2 separate regions of the Mus musculus genome follow, and region 2 is linked to region 1. The links are chromatin loops, found by intact Hi-C in ENCODE. Cell type or tissue: gastrocnemius. All regions are shown on one strand.

Region 1 (2,500 bases):
TTTGAGGTGGCTTGGCTTCTGTCCTCTTTAGGCTGTTTTCAATTCTCATTGGTCAAGAACTGCCTATATTTTAAGAATTCAAAGAAAACGGCATAGATTGTGGACTTCCTAACATTTCAGAGGACAAAAGAAGCTTAGGAATCAGGTGGCCCTGCGACCAGCTTTCATTAGGCCTCCCTGGTGAAGCTTCACACAGGCTCAGTGACCAGTCTGTGATAGCACTTGCCCAGTCGGACCTTCAATAGGACTGTCCACATACAGCCACGGCTGTGGCTCAGTGTACATTCCTACCCAGGATGTACAAAGCCCTAGGCTCGATCCCCAGCACCACACACAGTCCTAGAATATATGTCTAAAAGGAACCCTTAGCCACCGCTGGTGGGGATGTAAGGAGGTACAGCTATTACGAAAATCAGTGTTGGCGGTTCCTTAACAAGTACAATGACCGTGCGAGCCAACTGCACTAGTCCAGAGTATGTGATCGAAGCATCCTGAGTCAGTGTCCAGAGCATGTACACTGTTTGCAGTAACTGCAATATGGAGCCAGCCTAGATGCCCCACAACAGACGAATGAGAAATGTGTAATGGGAATGTATTCAGTTGTAAAGAAGAGTTAAACCATGCTCACAGGAGAACAGTTGGAGATCATTATGTCCAGGAAAATCGGCTTGACTCTGACAAACAAATTTCATGGGTTTTTTTCTCATCTGCAGGACTTAGATTAGGGTACTTAAATATATAGGTCGGGAAATCAGAAGGGGGTATTACTGGGTTGGGGTGCGGAGGCAGAGAATAGTCTACAGCATGAATCTGTCAGGTGTGATGTGAACGTAAACTGTCCTCTCAGGAGTCAGTGAGTTCTTTACAGACTACCGTGGGGACAGGTATCCTTTAGAGTCTGTGTGGAAGACTCTAAACTGCCTCTGCGCGCACACACACACACACACACACACCTAGCTCGTGTGTGTGTGTGTGTGTGTGTGTGTGTGTACTTATACATTGAGGAAGTGATGATAGTTAAGATATAGGCTGTCTTAAAGCATCACAAAACTCAAATCTAGTGTAAAAATGATACTAAAATTCAAAGAAAAGTGAGATTAAAGCTGGATGTGGCACTTCAGATACGGAAGCTGCCTGTTTCATTGAGAACCCGGACAAACGTTTATTATAAAAGAGCCCTTGGGGGACCCTTGGGGTTTTCAGACAAAGATAAGAGGGTATTTCACACGAAGACAAGAGCATAAACAACAGATCCAGAGAGAGAGAGATGTGCCAAGAGGAGGAGGCATGACAGACAGTACAGGATTGGACCGGACCGTGGAGGCTCCAGATGGAGTGCCAACCAGTAAGGCACTCTGGGCCTGACTGTCAGGCTGAGAAGCTAGGACTTACCTTGGACAGCAATAGGGGAGCACTGCAAGGGGAGTACTGCAAGTGGTTGAGCAATACCATCAAGCTAAGCTAAGATGGATCCGTCTAGAGACAGAAGAATGGATCCTAGTAATAGACAGCAGAAACCAGGAGTTCAGTTCAGTGGCTAGTACTGAATTCCAGAGAGGAGGGCACGACTTGGCACATTGTGGTGATTGAGATGCCGGCAGACGGCGAGGGTGGCGTGGGCACCGAGGCTGAGAAGAAGGGGGCGTGCGGGGGGAGTAACTAGAAGAGTGCAGGCGGCAGAGATGAGGTGTGAAACTGAGAAAAGCCGGACTTATGGGGATGGGGGTGCGGGGTGGAGAGGCAGCCATTGAACTCGCGCATGGAGCCCGGCTGGAAGTCTTCAAAGAAGCAGAGGAGAGACAATGGTGGCTGAAGTTAGTACACAGTCCAAAGAATGAAAAAAATCTATAACCCCGCCCCTCACGGAGGTTTGGTGGTAAAACAGCAAGGTAATAGGTGTTCTTGGGGATATCGCCCCAGACCCTGCTCTCCTCCAACACTTAAAAGCTTCGTGCTGATAGTCACAAATCAACAGTTGTCTACATGGCTATAGCGGAAGACAGATTGGAAAAAAAATGCCACTTCCGGTTTCTACCCAGCCCTCTGCCTGAAGTCTCCAGACAAGAAGGAAGCCAGCATTTCTGTGTTGTGAAAATCTAGGACAGAAGCTACGGAGAAGCTTGGGACATTCCCGGTGGCACGGCTGGACCTTGTGGCTCATAGCCAATGGCAAAGCTTTAGTGGAAAAGCCGGGGTCAGGGTAGCCAGCTAGGGAAGAGACCGCACTGTGCTGTGCTGTCCCAGACTGTCGCTTCGCACAGTGTGCTTGACGCATGGGTGTTGACAATCCCAGTGTGATTCTAATTGTACTAGACAGTGTTTCATAACACCTCCTGTCAGCCGATAGTTTGTAAAAAAAAAAAAAAAAAAAAAAAAAAAAAAAAAAAAAAAAGCCATGATGTTTTAATAGTTGGCTGCTTCAAGAGCGTACTCGGCTTTTAAATCCAAGCTGAAGGAGGCTGAATGGGATCCCAGGTTATAATTACAGGGGTTGAGAAGT
Region 2 (2,500 bases), 97 kb before region 1:
GGACAACCAGGGCTCTAAAACAAAACAAAACACCAAACCAACCAGACAAGAGTATCATAGAAAAAGACTTTTAAAACACAATTCTGTTCAGGAACATATCGCAGGGGCTTACTCTGTAAGCATCTCATTCTTTACCTTAAGTTCCTGCTGATCAGTTTCCCAGGTGTGTGCAGACAAGCCCTGGCTGTGTTTTGGGTGTCTGAAGGTTCCTAAGACTGCCCATGCATCTTCTCTTCTGAGCAAGGTTGTTTACTTTCAGGCACTTCCCAACTCACTTGCTGCCTGTCATGTATTAGGCAAGGGCTTTGCCACTAAGCCACACTCATGTCCCATCCCCAAACTTAGCTGCTAAGTTTTAACATGACAATTAGCAGAACCTATAGCGTTGCCCAACTTGAACATTGAAATGGACACATTTCTAGGAGAGAGAAAAAATGGCGCTAACTGATTCCCTGGTCTAATCCTTGTTAACCTTGCAAAAGGAAAAAAAAAAAAGTTACCTTCTTTATTTTGCTTATTTTGCATTTTCCGACTTCCAACCAAACTGAACTGTGGGGAAGCCAGGGCAATCAATGACTGACTTTTTCATATCTCAGCTCCTGGTCTGGTACCAAATAAGCGACCCTCTGAAAGCCCATGATTTCGTGGCTTTACAGGCTGACAGGTCTACAACCTAAGGCGTCAGATCTACTGACAATGGGAGAAAGCAAAGTAAAAACCGTTTCAGAATTATGGACGAGAACAGCTTATGTCTGAGAGGTCATCTTGAGAACTCTGTTACCAATAGCAGTCCCGACATCTGACATCGTTTAACATCCCCCCTATCTTTTTCCTTCTGAGACTTCCCATGTATATTCTCTTCTTATGTCCTGATCACTAAAATGGTCTGGAGTGGCTGAGGCTGTCAGGAGTTCTGGGTGGATGTGATGATGGTACTGTAGCTGTCAAATAAACCCATACATTTAAAGTTGTTCTCAAGTTGGGAAAGTGGGGACACGGGAGATTCCTTATGACCTTATAGGTTTCTGATTGACGAGTATTTTGGCTGGATTTTGGTAGTTATGACAGAATTTAGCAAAGTATACTTTCCCAATGTATATCATTTTGTTTTTATAGTTGAAAGGGATGAAGCGTTTTCTTTTAAAAAGATCAAGCAAATCCATAAAGAATAGTGAATACATTGCGGCATAGACAAGCACACTCAATAGACAAGAAGCTTTCCAACTAATCATAGCAATAAATAATTTTATTTCTTTATTTTAAAGACAATTTATTTGTTTTCATTTTGGTGTGTAAGTGTGTCATTACATGTATGTACATGCACTGTGTATCTGGTACCCTTGGAGGTCAGAAGGGGGCACCAGAGAGCCTGGAACTGGAGTTATAGAAGGTTGTGAGCTACCAAGTAGGTGCTGGAAACATAACTGTTATCATCTGCAAATGTAGCCAGCATCCTTAAATTATCATTTCTCTAGTTTTAGTTTTTTTCTTTGTTATTTAACAAAATGATACTATCCAAACAGCCCTTTGGTTATAAATGCAGAGTGTGCGGGCAGATGGAGAATCAATCCAACTGTATTTGTAAGAGAATTATAATTGTGTTTAAGATGATGATGATGACTTTAATGTTTTCAGACACACTCATGTAGCCCAGGCTGGCCTTGACTTTGCTATATATCCAACAATGACCTTGAACTCCTGATTTTCTTGCCTCTACACTTGTAGGCATGGACCACCATACCTGCCTCTTACATTTTTTTTTTTAATTTGAATAGTGAAGATGATTTTCTGAAAAAGATCTAAGTTGGCTTGGGTATCACAGACATCTTCCGAAATACGACGGCTTTGGTGATATTTATTGGATGCTTCTTATGGACAACACCCCTTGTAAATCCTCAACTCAGTATTCGCCAGGTACAGCATCACTTAGCTTAAAGAGGCAATCACGTTGACAATAGGAAGAATGCTGCTGTGTCCTCTAAGCTAATATTCATGGCTAAATACACGTGATAGCTCACATTCTTAACCCCAGATGAGCAAGTCAAAACTTGAGGAGGCTAGATAGTTTACTAACACCAGAGCCAGGATCTGCAGCCAAGCTCAACTCCAATGGCCTAGCTTCCTTTTCATCCCCTTCAACCAGAAGTTCCTTGCTTGGTCTCTCTGGGGGTGGGATGGTGATGTGGGGGAGAGATACCACCCATGACTACTCAGGAGGGAGAAAGATGGGCTCTGGCTTCAGCAGTGGCCAAGATGCCTTGTGGGTAGGCATCCTGGTCCTGGCTCACAAGGATTTAGAGACCTCAGTGTCGGTGGAAGCAAGAAGTGCTTTGAGCATCTCAGATGAAAGGCTCTGGGTGAGTATAAACTGTGGCTATTAGAGCCCAGTATGAAATTTTATATAGAGGTGAGTGCTTACTAATTATAAGACAGCTACTCATTTGTAAGTTTATTTTCAAGCTTAATCTCTTGTTGGCATTGTCCTACAAGGACTCGAAAA

Evidence for each region. Hi-C counts contacts between places; a loop is a spot of excess contacts. Peaks named below come from ENCODE experiments on the same cell type or tissue, not always from the same donor. Only the 100,000 strongest peaks of a DNase experiment are listed, where the experiment ranks them.
Region 2: it touches region 1 in a loop (2.0-fold over the local background); 3 of 42 quality-filtered maps call a loop at or near these places.

What each region holds. Positions count from the first base shown.
Region 1 is chr13:112,056,251-112,058,750 of GRCm38, forward strand. No RefSeq gene overlaps it. Among named protein-coding and RNA genes, the nearest start is that of Gm41061, 16 kb to the left of the region's middle. In gastrocnemius, no CTCF peak of the experiment used is centred here; DNase peaks (open chromatin) are centred at 1,369, 1,680 and 2,173.
Region 2 is chr13:111,958,875-111,961,374 of GRCm38, forward strand. No RefSeq gene overlaps it. Among named protein-coding and RNA genes, the nearest start is that of Gm15322, 35 kb to the right of the region's middle. In gastrocnemius, a CTCF peak has its summit at 1,335 (motif pointing right); no DNase peak of the experiment used is centred here.